Linked DNA regions of Mus musculus: region 2 is linked to region 1. Evidence: chromatin loops called from intact Hi-C (ENCODE). Cell type or tissue: heart. All regions are shown on one strand.

Region 1 (8,000 bases):
CTACACTCTCAGCCATGAAAAGTGCGGGATGTTTTACAGTGCTGTGGAGCAGGCAGTTTCCCTGGTGTCTATATTCTGTCACTGACGCAAGGTAAACCTTTCCCAGCACTTACAGCTGTTAAAAAATAGTAGCCCAAACTCAGTCTGGGCGGCTGCTGACCCACTGCAGTTACTGATCAATCAGCAGGGACTATCTGGCAGAGAGGATGCAGTTTTCCCTCACTGGCAATCTGAAGAACACAGGGGACCTAGTATGGTACAGATGAGAGATCATCAGTTTAATTTAAACAGACACACTGGGACCAAGCTAATGGATCTCATATCTGAACTAAGTGAAAATACTACCAACCCTTTTAGGAGAATGAGGCACATTTTTCCTGCGCATTTTCAGATTATTTGATTTTATGTTTCCAAAATACTGTGAGGATCTTCTTACTACTAACTTTCACACACCAAAGGTGTGAGAAATGTTACTAATGGAGGACCTTCTGTTTGTCTCACTAAAGTTTTGTGCTCTTTCCTTTAATTACATAGTTGCTACTATATGGTCCTGAAACACTTCTAACTGGTAACAGTGTAACTTAAAATACCTAGATCACACAGTTCCTAGCATTTGTACTAGAAATTAATGCAAAAGACTGTGAATAAGAAGGTCAGCCCTTTCCATGTCAATGAAAGTTCTCAAAATGAAAACCTAGCAGGGAAAACATCACACACCACCTTTTAACTCTCAACTCTATCTGTTTATCCTTCCTTAAGATAACCACAGGTAGTTAGAAAGAGATACCAGTTCAGAGTATGGCATCCAAAAACATCCATCAAACAGCAAAGCCACTGACAAATTATTACCCTTATGGCAACGGCAGACACTTGCTTACATTACACAAACAATTTATGGAGTAGCACTTAGAAACCATGATTTACTTAGAAGCTGAAAAACAGGATAGCTACAATACTGCATAGCAAGTTCCAATCCTGCCAGGGATACTGAGTAAAACAAACAAGCTGGGCATGAGAGTAATGACTTTAAACCCAGCACTCTGGAGGCAGAGGCAGAGGCAGGCAGGGCTCTGTGAGTTCCAGGCCTGCCAGGGCTATATAGCCGTTCTCAAATACACAAAACAAAACAAAAAACAACTTGCTCAATAATAAAAAAAAAAAACAAAAACACCCAAAAACAAAACCCCAGGAATTACGGAGATTTTAAAGAGCACTAGGCAGTGGTGGTGCACACCTTTGTACCCAGCGCTTGGAAGGCACAGGCAGGCAGATTGAGGCCAGCATGGTCTACAGAGTGAGCTGCAAGACAGCCAGAGCTACACAGAGAAACCTGTCTCAAATCATATTCATTCATATAGATGTATGTGTATATATATATATATACACACACACACATACACGCACATAGATATATGTACATATACAAATACATACACATACACATATATGTGTATGTGTATGTATATGTATATGTAGGGGGGGATGGAGTCTGTGAGCACACATAATCTATCAGATGATTAGTTCTTCCTTCTGCAGGGAAAGAGGTTGTTCAACACTAACACCATTAAGGATTGCGACATTGTTAAAGCAAAAACCATTGCACAATAAACCCTAGCTCTTTAGGCACCACCTTCATAGCAAAACAAATGCTAAGAAAGCCATTCCTTCAATTGTGCAAGACCAGAGAACTAACCTGAACATGCTCTAGAAGTAAAGCAAGGAAAGTCACTTGTGGTTTTTGCTAGGGATCTGCTTTGTGACATAAGAAACTTAAGGTTAGCTTGGCTGGGTCAAGAAAAGTGAACCCAACCAAGCTCATAGTATTTTGCTCTAATAGCTTTGAAGATATTGTTGATCTTCCTTAACGTTTAAAAGGGCAAAGTTTTTTTTTTACCTTGTGATGTCAGAAAGTCAAATGATGTGCTCCAGATTAGTTACTAATTTCCAGCCTGAATATTTTACTTTCCGTTTCTTTTTAACAGCCTGAGTAATTTCTTATATTATGTACATATAATATCTAGAATTTTTAATAATCCTGAAGTTGTTTTAAAACAGGATCTGATTTTCACAGGGCAACTGCCAAAATTACTCCAAAGAGTGTGTATCAATTAATTATAATTATTTTGATAGTATCATCAAACTTTAATAATAAAAAATTGAGTTAATATTTAAATTTGACTAAAAATGTGGCAAAAATAGTAAAAGATGATATTTAAATGCAGTATACCAACTCCCTTTTAAAAACCCTATCCATATTAAAAAAAAAATACACGCTTAACTATTAGGACAAATTGAATTCCAAGTTATAGGATTTACAGAGCACTTCCTAAGTCAGACACTGTGAACTTGGGGATACAAAGATGCAACTTTTAGAGACAGCTTAGTCAGCAGAATCCTCCTATGAACAAACTCTTCAAATATTGGCCAAGCACATGGATATGGTGGAGAAACACTACTCATCCCTGAAGGGCTTAAGACCTTCGCCATGGAGTAGTCGACACTCCCTGAATTGGCTCTGAATGACTTGTTATATGGAAAGAGACTACTATAACCTTGTAACATTTTTCCCTTAGAAGCCACACCAGTGTCTATGTGCTCTGCTCAGAGCAAAGCATACATATCAAATGCAATTCTAGAGATTCTGTAATTCTCAGGTATAAATCTGTCAGTTTTCCCGACGTTTCCTTGGGCTCACATGAACCCCTAACAGGCATTCTCTAATTTTAACAATTATTCTAAAAAAATGCTTAAAAGGCACACCTCAGCAATCCACTCTCCAATGTGTGTGTGTGTGTGTTTTTTTTTTCCCTTCCCCTCGCTGCAGTGTTATCACATGACCCACTGACAGCTCAGGACAGGATTAGTCAGGCTGGAGGGCGCCTAGCTAAAACCCTTCAGCTGAAACGCTTTTAACCAATGAGCCACCCACAGAGCCAAGCTGCCAATTAACCTGTGCAAATGGAACCTTATTTTCAGGAAAACAACAGATACTTAAAAAAGAGGAAAAAAAAAAGTCTTCTTTCAAAGCTCTCTGCCTGGCTTTAAGGGAGCCGTGAAGAGGTTTGATTCTATACAACCGAAAGCTTCAGCCAACAAGAGCCATTTGGGAATGACTGGCTTGTCTAAACATGGCTTATTGAGGTCTTTTATGATCACTACACTTAAGCCTATGAACATAACAGTGGAAAGCAACCTTCCATTTAACTGCGTTTGGTTAGCTGGTCAGTAAACGAATAAACAACAGAAGACCAAGCAAAGGATTAAGAAACTCGATTTTTGGTTCCTCTTTTCCCAATAATTAGATGTCTGAAGCCAGGCATGGCTTCTCCTTTCCAGAACCTTAGGCGTCTCGCCTGTAAAACGAGAGGGTGGGACTGCACGACTAGGGTATTTTTCAGCTCTAAGGTTCTCCGGTATCTAGGTGTCCTCCAGTGAAGCGGTTCCCTACAGAATAAGCCACATCTCCCTCTAGCCGCGGGGCCTGCCCACATCAGCGATGACATTACACCTTCTGCACGGTCCACCTGCCCAGAGGTCCACGGGGCAAAGGGGGACGGAGTAGGCGTTCCCTCGACCCGAAGACATTTAAATGAGGCCAGGAGCAGATGAAGACAGTGACAAGAAGTGGCCCTCAGAGACAGACCAGTGTCTGACAATACCCAGAGAACTCGGAGCGGGTAGGGCAATCATCAGGAGCCCACTTAGCCCATGGGAAGGTTCCAGTCGGTGCTCTCACGCTCGGCCCACCGAAGTCACGGAAAAGCTCACGCAAAGCTGGAGAGGTGCTTGTGAACTGAGCGATGGGGGAAATGAATCCCATTCCCTCCCCGCTGGCTGAACAGGTGAGAGCACAAGCCAAGGGCTTGGTGGACACGCTCACTTTCCCGTACTCACTGAGACGAGGCTGGGATAGGTAGTTCCGGCTCACCGCCAGCGCCTGCTCCCGAGCTCCGGCCATCGGCCCACCGGTGGGCACGGGCAGTTCGGGTGCGGCCCCGTTCACGATTCCCCGCATCGCTCGCAACGCCATCTTGTCTCCTCCGTCCCGACTGGCCCCGCAGCAGCGCGGCGCAGGCGCACATATAGCAGGGAGGCCCGTGCGGCCGGCCCCACCCATGCGCGCTTCGAAGCTGCGGCAGAGGCCCCGCCCTCTCGGCGGCGCCCCGCCCCCAGACTCGTGACTGGAGCTCTGCGGGGGCGGTGCAGGGTGCGCGCGCATGCTAGGCGCATAGGGAGCTGACCAGAGTGCTGGGAGCGCGGATCTGAGGCTGGGAGCGGGAAAAGAGAAGCGAAAGGGGCCAGAGGGCAAAATTGACACAAGAGAGAGGATTCACGAGAAAAAGAAAGATTCATTGGAATGTAGGGAAGGAAGAGATAGGAAAACGTGCATAAGAAAATACAGACAACTGAGGTTCATAATCAAGCTGTGGAAAACACCTTGGAAAGCAGAAGATAGAAAACCTAGTCCCATGATTGGTAACTTTGTGTCGAAATTTATTTCAGTTTATCCTACTACCAAGTTCTTTTTTTTTCGTGGATCTTTTCGAACAGACTTGGCTTTCTTGCATATCCGAAGAGTATATGGTGTGGAAGACCACCTTAGGAACAGATTGGAAAACCAGTTAAGAGGTTAGAACGCACAAAGGGTTCTAGTTTCTTTTCTTTGGCTGTGATAAAATTAGCTAGCGGTTGGCTTGGTGTGATGGCGCAAGCCTTTAAACGCAGCACTCAGGAGGCAGAGGCAGGAAGGTCTGAGTTCCAGGGCAGCCAGAGCTACATAGTGAAACTATGTTTCAAAACAAAAAAAACAAAAAGAAAAACCAGCCTGTGAGAAACGAACAACACAGTAAATTGATTGTTGTTCTCTTTACAATATAAGAACAGAAGAGGAAAACAAGAACTTTGCTATGACGGAGCAACATACTGAAAAACTTCTTTGTGTTAGTTCCCCATAGATTTGTTGATAAATACACAAGAGGATGTCTAGACTGGCCTTCGGTAAGGTTTATAACTTATCAGTTTGGGAAGCATGGATCTTTGCCTCATTCACAAAATTACTATGTTGTTGTTTTGTTTTTAAAGATTTATTTATTTGTATGTATGTGAGCACACTGTTACTGTCTTTAGACACACCAGAAGAGGACTTCGGATCCCATCATGATGGTTGTGAGCCACATGTGGGTTCTGGGATTTGAACTCAGGAAGATCAGCCAGTGCTCTTAACCGCTGAGCCACCTCTCCAGCCCAATTACTATGTTGTTATAAAATTCCCTTTGGGCTATATATGTGAGGTATGTATGGAATATAAATGAGTTTTATCTATAGACTTACAGCCTATATACAAGACATATTATGTAAATATTTCACAATTAAAAAAAAAAGAAATTTGAGAGGCTGGAGAAATGGCTCAGTGGTTAAGAGCACTGACTGCTCTTCCAGAGGTCCTGAGTTCAGTTCCCAGCAACCACATGGTGGCTCACTGATGATAAGTTATAAACCTTACTGAAAGCCAGTCTAATGGGGTCAGATGCACTCTTCTGGTGTGTCTGAAGACAGCTACAGTGTACTCATATACATAAAATAAATAAATCTTTTAAAAATCTTTTTAAAAAAAGGCAAAATAAGAAATTTGAGATCTAAAGCATTCCTGCTCCCAAGCATTTCAACTAAAAGTCAGTCAGCTGATGTTACAAATGAAGTAAATGTAGCCAGGTTACCTAAGTCTACTTTGAGTGCATCTCAGGTCCCTATGTAACAATCCTTCAATCCTCGATAAAATTGCTGGAAGTATTAAAAGAGGTAATTGAATGTAAACAGAGAGTTCTATATAGTTCTTTTTTAAAAAGTGAATCCTCTAAAGATTTATTTATTTATTTTAATTATATGAGCATACGGTCACTGTCTTCAGACATATCAGAAGAGGGCATCAGATCCCATTACAGATGGATGTGAGCCACCATCCACCATGTGGTTGCTGGGAACCTTTGAAAGAGCAGTCAGTGCCTTTTTTTTTTTTTTTTTTTTTTTAGATTTATTTATTATTAAACACAAGTACACTGTAGCTGACTTCAGGTGCACCAGAAGAGGGCGTCAGATCTCATTACGGGTTGTTGTGAGCCACCATGTGGTTGCTGGGATTTGAACTCAAGACCTTCGGAAGAGCAGTCAGTGCTCTTACCCACTGAGCCATCTCTCCAGCCCAGTCATGTAGTTCTTTTAAACTTTTTATGGTTTGGAATTTTTTTGCATGTGTATAATACATTTTGATCAAATCTACTCCCCAATTCTCTTTCCTCCAATTCTTACTCCATCTCCTGCCATTCTATGCCTCCCAAGTTCATGTCCTTTTTAAGTCTACCGAGTCAACTTTGTGCTGCTTGTATGTGCCTGGGTATAGGACCATCTGCACAGGTGACTTCTTTTACTTCCTTTACACCTCAGGACTGCGAGGGTAGCTGGCCCAGGCATAGAGAATGTGGCCTGAGCAGGAAACTTGGAGTCAGCAAGCCTGGCTTCAGTGTCTGTTTGAGTACACAATGTGACCTTGGGACAGCCATTAGTTCCTTCTGTCTCTCACTTGCCATCTGTGAACGGGAAATAGTTTATGTAATATAGCTTTTAAGAATGTAGTTAGTTAGTTTTTTTGAAACACTTTTTTGTAGACCCAGCTTGCCTCAACTTTCCTCTGGAGCTATAGAGGGAGCTTGGCCTTGAACTCTTGATCCACCTGTCTCCAATGCCCAAAGCTGGTATTATGAGCATGGTCCTCTAGGCCTGCTCTTCTTAAGGATTTAAAATGAAGAAAAAGGCTAGTAGCACCAGAAACTCTGGTACAAATGTGAAATTGTATTTCATTGCAAATATTTATTGAGGAAGAAAAATTAAGGAAGGGAAGGCAGGAAGAGCTCATGCCAGTGACTAAAGTTTCCCCATAGAATGTGAATCTTTCTTTATTGAATGGAAAATACCACTCAGGTGTAAAATACTGAGTTTCCTTATGTGAGTGTCCTTTTTAGAGGACTAATTTATAATTGTTAGATTTTTAGAAAGGAGAAATACAAGATATTTCTCTCCAATTTGCAGTTGGTGAAACAGAAGTCTCAGAAAGTAAAGTGATTTCCCTGTGCTTTGAGCTTCTTAGACTGTAAGCAATGCCTGTTGACTCCATAACTTCCATGCACACATGTTTTGCCTAGCTCTTCTGTATAAATTCAGATCAATCTACAAAGACCCCAGATACAAATTATCAACGAGGAATTTTGGAACATCAAATTAGTTCTAAGATGAGTGAGTGCATCTGATCCAAAGAGAGAGTACAAGCCCAGGCTCTCACCTAGAATCTGCTAAAACGCCCTTCTCTGATAGCAATAAGCTGTTATTACAGCATCTGGGGTTTTCAGGCAAAGCTCCAGAGACATTCTAATTTGGATCATCTCTGCCTTTCCATCATGGTCATGATCTGCATTGTCTCTAAGTCTGAATCTCAGAACTATGAAAGTTTTTTTTTCCCCCTTAGCTTACTTGCAATGCAGTCAGAGAATCAAAAGCATTCAAATGATGCCTTCTGAAAGCAAATGGTAATGAACTCAAAATAGTGTGTTCACTGGAGAAACTCCAGAGAACTGAAGGACACATTCATTATTGCTCTGAGCCATAAATACATTATACCAGGCTAGATGGAACATAAATACATTATGCCAGGCTCACCATTAACCAGTCTTATGTCTGTGTGCCCATGCCATATCTCTAAAGCAAAAATAGCATTATTTCAGTACAATATGTATAAGGAACACAAGGCTAAATAATGGAGACAAGAAAAACATGTACGATCCTACAGAGATAGCACGTAAAACACTGTAAAATGAAATGCTAGGTTGCATACCTTTTTTTTTTTTTAAAGTCCCTATTGTTGAACAAGGCCCAAAGAGGGGAAATACTTGTTTCAGTTAGTATTTGGAGAAGAGGGTCTAGGGCTTAGTGGTAGATCCCTTGCTTAGCAG
Region 2 (8,000 bases), 290 kb after region 1:
CTACCATGTATGTGTGTGTGTGTGTGTGTATGTAAGTATGCATGAATTTTTGTGGAGTGGATGAGACTGAGACGGGTGGCCAGGCCCGACAAAATATGTGAACATGTCTGTGTATGTGTATAAAAATGTATGTTTCTGTGCCTATTGCCTATGTAAAAGTTTTCCCTTCTGTAAGCATGTCTTTCCTGGCTCCCTAAAGTTAATTGCTCCAAGCCTCCCTCTCACCTGGTCAGCAAGAGGGGAGGCTTCTGGGCAAGAGAGAAAGGAGCCTTAGCAATACATGCTCTACTGAATTCCCTGCTGCTACACAGCATATGTTCATGACCAGAGAATTATAAAGTAACTTTATAAAGTAAGTAAGAGGTAGGTTTTCCAGCACTTATTCGAGCAGAGAGAATTATAAAGTAAGTTTGTAAAGTACGAGTTAAGTTTTCCAGTGCTTACTCAAGCACAGAGAATTATAAAGTAAATAATAAGAGAGATAAAGATTTAAGTTTCTTCAGCAAAGCACAGAACAGTAAGAAATAGCTAACTTTTTAGGACAGAGCAATAAGAAAGAGTTAAATTTCCTACCAGGCTGGAGATCATCAGTCTTTTGGCCTTCGTCCAATGCTAGGTCCCATTTCAGCCCTTAAGGCCAGGCAGGCCTGTGGCAACTGTGCCTTCTAGAAATGTGTAATGAGCTGGGGAGATGACTGCTAAGCAACTGTTGTCTTTTCTTAAAGAACAGGAAAGACCAAGCCTACCCCGTGTTGCACCACTGTCTCAGGGAAACGCCTCAGCAGCAGCAGCAACATTTCTGATCGTTCCAGCGTGTTGAAGCATTGCTCTGTCACCTTCAACAACATTTCACACTGGACCCGACCGGGAAGGGTTTCAAATAAACCTGTCAACAACATTTCACCTGTTAAGTTTGTTCTTATTTTCCCCACAAAGAAAATAGGCATCTTTCCATTCATAAAGTACTCAGAATTCATCTGCAAACTAGCATACTTCTGAAATCCAGAGTGTTTGGCACAAGCTGTTTGTTGAATGACCATGAAACATTTGGAGGCCTAATGATGCTGGGGGCAGAATCCATCACCACTGACTACACTAACTATCCTAAGCATGAACTTGCTTAAGTTGAAATGGCCAACACCATCCGCTTGCTAATTATCTAGAATTGGGAGTCTTTGAGGAGCTATCACAATCAACACAGAAGTTTGATGCTTTTTTCTTCTCTTGTGAAGCTCTATCTGGCTTACCTGTGATGGTTTGTATATGTTTGGCATAGGGAGGGGCACTATTAGGAGGTGTAGTCTTGCTGGAGTAGGTGTGTCATTGTGGGTGTTGGTTTTAATACCCGAAGCCAGTATTCTGCTAGCAGCCTTCAGATGAAGATGTAGAATTCTCAGCTCCTCCTGCACCATGTCTGCCTGGATGCTGCCATGTTCCCACCTTAATGATAATGGACTGAATCTCTGAACCTGTAAGCCAGCCCCAATTACATGTTGTCCTTATGAGAGTTGCCTTGGTCATGGTGTCTGTTCATAGCAGTAAAACCCTAACTAAGACATTATCTATAGACGTTTTCATCATCAGAAATATGTAAAATATGTTCAAAATACACTCAACCTTCTGATCTCATTGACAGATGACTATCACACAGGCACAAAGTGTTCTAAGTAAATGATAAAAGGACCAGTTAATATCACTGTGGACTTTCATTGCCTAGAATAAAAAGTAAAGTGGGTTTCACTATGACAGGTGTGACTGAGATGCCTGTGGCAGACGCACTATTCCAGAAGTGGCCATTTATAATTAGACCGGAACTGTACTCACTCCGTAAGAACTGGGTCTGCTTATCTTGTGAGTCGTTCCTCAATGCTGACGTGATGATGCTGATTTCTCTCCATACCACCGGCTGGTCCGGGAAATTCACAAACCTGTTTTTAAAATGAATGCATTAAAGTAAGATGTGAAACTCAAACAAGGAAGAACAATAGCATTTAGAGAAACCCATTTTTCTTTAGGTGAATGATTACATATGTCTGAACAAAGGATAGAAATACACAAAAATAATCTATCAGTTTGAAAAATTTGAGAGTACTCATAAAAATCTTTAGACATTGTTGTGAATGAGGGGCTGGAGATGTAGCTCAGTTAGACTGATTGCTTATCATGCACAAAGCCCTGGGTTCCAATCCTGTATTCTACAGCACAGGTGTGGCGGTGAATGCCAGTAGTCACAGTGTTTGAGACATAAAGGCATGAGATCAGAGGTTCAAGGTCATCCTCAGATACTTTTTTTTTGGGGGGGGGGGAGCGGCTCTTTTCTTTCTTTCTTTCTTTCTTTCTTTCTTTCTTTCTTTCTTTCTTTCTTTCTTTCTTTCTTTCTTTCTTTCTTTCTTTCTTTTCTCGAGACAGGGTTTCTCTGTGTAGCCCTGGCTATCCTGGAACTCACTCTGTAGACCAGGCTGGCCTCGAACTCAGAAATCCACCTCCCTCTGCCTCCCAAGTGCTGGGATTAAAGGTGTGCGCCACCACTTCCTGGCCTCAGATACTTTAATAAATCTGAACCCACAGCAATCTAGAGGACACAAAAGACGTGGTCTCAGAAAGAGAAAACAAAAGCAAGCCAAGAGCCTTCATGCATTCACCCGTTTACACTGTGACCAGTCAGCTCCAGCTCCTGTTGCTATGCCTTCCCCACCAGGATGGACTGTATCCTTAAAACCTGAGTCAGGACACACCCTTCCTTTCTGAGCTGCTTTCTATCAGTCACAGCAACAGAAAAAAATAACACTCTATTAAAAACAACAAGAAAAACAAGAACAAAACTCACAAAGGTAAACCACAGGCCAGAAATAACCAAAGAGAACAGTCGCAGCGACACTCGTATGAGGGGCACCAGCAGTATAGTAGCCGGGCGGTGGTGGCGCACGCCTTTAATCCCAGCACTCGGGAGGCAGAGGCAGGCGGATTTCTGAGTTCGAGGCCAGCCTGGTCTACAGAGTGAGTTCCAGGACAGCCAGGGCTATACAGAGAAACCCTGTCTCGGGGGAAAAAAAGAAACAATGATATAGTAAGATATCATTTTCCCCATGATACAGGTGGGGTGTGGCGGCATAGCCTCTGTCCCAGCTAAGAAAAGAGGAACAAGTGGGTCTGAGTTCAACACTACCCTGCCCAATAAAGTGAGGTTCCTCTGTCTCATGAGGAAGAAAAGGAAAAACAGGGGTGGTGGTGGTGGAGGAGATGAACATATACAGGTTGGCAAAAATGTGGAAAACTGCCAATTCATATATATACACATATAAATATATATGTATATATATATATATATATATATATATATATATATATATATACATACATATATATAATTTGTGGAAACAGATATTTAGGCTATCCTTTTTAAAGAGTAATTTGATAGATGATGAATTGTACATATCCCTTAGCTACAAAACATCAAAATATGGGTGCAGAATTACTCACTGACATTCCAAACATAAATAAATTGGAAATTAACCATGCACCCAGAAAATGATACATGGCCATTAAGAACATCAGTTGTCTCTATAGACTAGACCCAGAGGGTCCACAACAGCGGGTTATGAAAGTACACTTCAGGGTAGAATGGCCTCGCTTTTATCAGCTACCCAGTGTATGTATGTATACATATGGAGACACACAAAACTTAGCTCTGGGTTAGAAGGGATTTCACATTTCATTCTATCAATTGCTGTCTGAATGTTTGTAATGAGCCTATGATAAATCACTGGCTACAAATTTGGGGATTAAAATACAAGAATTAAAAAGTCGTCTCTGTAGAACGCCTGTTGGCAATTAAGGCCTGAATTCTGGGTACCAGGGAAGAGGATGATCTTGCAGAGCCCCGACTGCTACTATCAATTGTTCATATCTGAAGAGGACCCCTTCAGATATCAACAATAGCTCCCAGAACGATCCCAGTTAACTCACATGTCATACAGCAACCTCCCTGCGGTGGCAGTCCTCTCGGCATTCCGTTCGATGGTGTACATTTCATACTGAAACAAGGCAGACAGGGTCAACGGCTTCCACGGTGGTAGCTGGTCCAGCTCCAGCCCACCTGCAGCACTGCTCAGAGGTGGGCCTTCACCCAGAACACCCACGAAGGGAAATGAGAGCCTGGTGGCCCAGAATTCACCCCATCTGCAGGGCTTCTAGGATCAAGTGGAGTAGAAACGTCCCCAAAGAAGCAGCAACTGAACAGATGGCTGCTACCATGATCAATGAATGAATGCCCTGGGCCCTAGTGGCAAAGATGCACTGTACAGGATCAACCAGACCCGGATTTACTGTATGGTTTCCGCCTTTGCAGGTGCTGGGGAAAAGGTTGGTCAACTGTCCTGTGGAGCAGGGTAGGAGCAACGTGGGGAGGGGGACAGCGGCCGCGCAAAGCGCCCAGGGCCACTGGGCTCGGCCAAACGCTCTCTTCCGCGCGTGCGGACGCGCCGGGTCTGACTCACCTGGATGTTGAAGTCGGCCGGGTAGAGGCTGCGGGCCGTGATCAGCCATGCCTTGGCTGCCCACAGGTCCTGGGGCACTAGTTCCCGGGCTCGCTGCACCAGAAACTCACAGTCGCCCTGGGCCGACATGGTCCCGGGTTTTTGCCCTTCCAGTAGGCGACACTAGGGCGCCGCCAACCCCCAGGTGGCCACTGCGCATGCCCAGAGACCAGCCAACCACAGGCCGCAGAGGTTCTGTAGAGTCCTATGGAAACTACGGAGACCTGGATTTTCATTACTCGGATTGCCATCCGTCGATGGTAGCGCGCCGCTGACCGCCTGGGAGTAAGCGTCAGAGTCGGCAACCCTGTGCTCCAGGTTCTTGCGTTCTCCTTTGATTCCAGCCCGGGTTTGAAGGTCCGCGACACGCTCAGACACGGAGCGGCGGTCCTTCGGTGTAAATAAACCTGGTGCCCAGGGTTAAGGTGTAGTTTCGAAGTGTCGCGGAGGGCTGGGCCTGGACTGTGCAAGACGACCCCACCCTCGCATGCGGAAAGACCCTGGATCGCCTGTTGCTTTTGAGCTTTGCCAACATCTTTGCCCCTGCCCCAGGCATTATTTCGCCTGAATCTTATTCTTTTTCTCCTATACGGAAAAATTAGCATTTAGAAGATGCTCGGCTGGATGTCCGAACCACCTGCTCTGCAAGAGTTAAAAAAAAAAACAAAAACAAAAACAAAAAAAAACAAAAAAACAAAAAAAAAACAAAAAAACTTTGATCATTTGAACAATGGAAAATAGCTGCAGTATAAATCGGTACCGAAATCCTGGCTTTGGTTTTGCATTTGAACAACCACAATAACAAAACAGTCCCCCTGTTCTGTTGACAAGGCAATATTCATTTATTGAATTGGAAGTGTCCGGAAAGTGAATTGCTAGCTTTGGTTTTCCGTCTAAGTGCATGTATATATATATATTTCTTATAGGTGTTTGTATATAGTTCCTATCAACTGTAGCCATCATTTGCCACTTAAAACCAGGACATCGAAGAATTCAGAGCTGGTTTTCTTTTCTTTTTTCCTTTGAGACATTCGGTCATGGCCCAAGCTGACCTTAAACTTGGCAAGTATACGAGGATGATCTTAAACTCCTGATTCCTGACTTCCATCTCCAAAGTGCTGGAATTAAGGACATGTGCCTGTTCTGATTAATTTTTTTTTCTTTAACAAAGAAATTAGGAATTTACTTATTTAAGTAAAAAATACAGATATTAAAAATAAATATGAATATAAACATTACAATAGTGAATTGCAGTTCTTGGATGAAGCTTTGTTTATGTCAAAGATTATTTGTGAAGAGAAGGGACATAGGCTACGAAACAAAACTATTTGGGGCAATAAACATCTACATCATCTCTGATATCTGACCTAACTGTCTTCTTCCAGATAAGCTTTTTAGGAGGGATCTTTAAGCCTGGAAGACTTGAAGCTCCAGTAACCTTCAAGTTAAGAATGAAATAATACCTGGTCTTTATGGAAGAGGTTTCCCAACCTTTCTCTAGCCCAGCTACCCGATGTCTATGCTGGCAAATGCATTGATCTGTTGCTCTCTTTTGTTCTGTGATCCTAGAAGCTCAGGTGGCTTCCCTACCGTGAACATATCATCCAAGGCAAGGTGAGACCTGGCCAAACCATCTCATTCATATTAAGCTTTGAATGAACTTTCTTTTAAGTTCCTTTATTGTTTTATATCGATCTTATTTATAGAAATGTAAAAATACAGGCTTGCTAATGAATAATTTATAAACAAGTAGTAAAAATTTGTGGTGAATTAGTGTGCTGATTCAAAAAGTGCAGAGACAGAGGGGTGTCGTTTTAGGTAAAACACCAAAAAATGTCAAACTCAAGTTTGGTTATCCTGAATTTTTAAAGGAAGTCTGAAAATTTAGCTGGCCATAGTGGCTCAAACCTTTTATACCAGTACTTGGAACAGAGGCAGGTGGACCTCTGTCACTTCAAGGCCACCCTGGTTTATTTAGGCAGTGTCAGGCTAACCAAGGCAAAGAACAGAAAGAGAAACCAAAGAGGCTGGAAAGATGGCTCAGCCACCCTGGTTTATGTAGGCAGTGTCAGACTAAACAAGGCAAAGAACAAAAAAGAGAAACCAAAGGGGCTGGAAAGATGGCTCAACAGTTAAGAGCACTGACTGCTCTTCTGAAGGTCCTGAGTTCAAATCCCAGCAACCACATGGTGGCTCACAACCATCCGTAATGAGATCTGTGCCCTCTCCTGGTGTGTCTAAAGACAACTATAGTATACTTACATAGAATAATAAATAAATCTGAGAGAGAGAGAGACCAAAGAGGGAATAGGAGTTCTGAAAATTCACAGGTGGTTTGAATGAGAATGGTCCCCACAGGCTCATTGGTTTGAATCCTTGGTCACCAGGGAATGGAACTATTTGAAAAAAATTAGGGGGTGTGGTCCTCTTGAAGGAGGTGTGTCATTGGCTGGAGTCTCACTCTTCCTGCTGCCTGCAGATCAGGATGTAGAACTTTCAGCTACTTCTTGAGCAGCTTATCTACATGCTGCCATACTCCTTGCCATGATGGCAGTGGACTAAACCTCTGAAACTGTAAGCCAGCCCTAATTAAAATGTTTCCTTTATAAGAGTTGGCCTTGGCATTGGTGTCTCTTCACAGCAATAGAACACTAAGACAGAAGTTGGTGCCAGGAGTTGGGTATTGCTGTGACAGGCTTGACCATACTGCGTGTTGGTGGAATGTTCGAACTTTGGACTAGAAAAGCAGTTGAACACTTTGACTGGGTTTTAATGGGACATACTACAAGGAGCACCAAAGGCAGTAGTGCTGAAAGATGCCCGTTATGACAGGTGAGCTCAAGGGGCTTCAGAGAAGAATGTTAGTAAGTAGACTAAAGATAGTTGTTGGTGAAGAATGTAGCTGCTTTCTGCCCTTGTCTGAAAAAATAAATCTATCTGAGGCTAAGTTGGAGAGTTTTAGATTAATGGTGTTGGGAGAGGAGATTTCAAGACAGCTTAGTATTGACTCTGTTGTGTTATTAGAAGTCACTCTTATACAGATCTATAATGAAAAAGAGAAAGCTGCGAAAGAAATAATATAAAATGTACAGTTTGAGGAGGAAACGAGCACCAAAAAGTGTAATGGAGCTAAGTTTAGTGCCCAAGGAGATTAAGAAGTTTAAAGAAAGGCCTAATGCTAAATGAAATAAAGGGAATGGTGACTTCCAGGCAAGACTCTACCCAGCTGAGCTTCCAATTGTGGGAAATTAAATTTAAAATTAAAGAAAAGCTTAAGCAGCTAAGTAAACATCAAAACCAGAAAACTGGTGAAAATGTATGTATCTGAAGAAGGAGGTCAAGTTCTACCCCTAGCAAGATCGAGACCTTGTCAGCTTTGACAACAAAGTTTTGGCTTTAGAGTTGAAAGAAAGATGAAATTTCAAGACCTGTAAGTCATACAAAGTACTCAGAAATTGCTGGTTG

What was found. Peaks named below come from ENCODE experiments on the same cell type or tissue, not always from the same donor. Only the 100,000 strongest peaks of a DNase experiment are listed, where the experiment ranks them.
Region 2: a loop joins it to region 1, with 6 times the contacts of the local background. A loop is called at or near these places in 3 of 42 quality-filtered maps.

What each region holds. Positions count from the first base shown.
Region 1 is chr8:69,084,823-69,092,822 of GRCm38, reverse strand. Slc18a1 (solute carrier family 18 (vesicular monoamine), member 1) reads left to right here and starts at 3,601. Exons shown (of 17, transcript NM_153054.2): 1 at 3,601-3,842. It overlaps Atp6v1b2 (ATPase, H+ transporting, lysosomal V1 subunit B2), which reads right to left and starts at 4,087. Exons shown (of 14, transcript NM_007509.3): 1 at 3,895-4,087. The coding sequence starts at 4,030. In heart, no CTCF peak of the experiment used is centred here; a DNase peak (open chromatin) is centred at 4,132; H3K4me3 peaks cover 1,933 bases; H3K27ac peaks cover 1,297 bases.
Region 2 is chr8:68,790,645-68,798,644 of GRCm38, reverse strand. Ints10 (integrator complex subunit 10) reads right to left here and starts at 4,716. Exons shown (of 17, transcript NM_027590.4): 1 at 4,497-4,716; 2 at 3,967-4,034; 3 at 1,825-1,928; 4 at 747-886. The coding sequence starts at 4,625. In heart, a CTCF peak has its summit at 4,629; DNase peaks (open chromatin) are centred at 4,144 and 4,754; H3K4me3 peaks cover 1,741 bases; H3K27ac peaks cover 1,310 bases.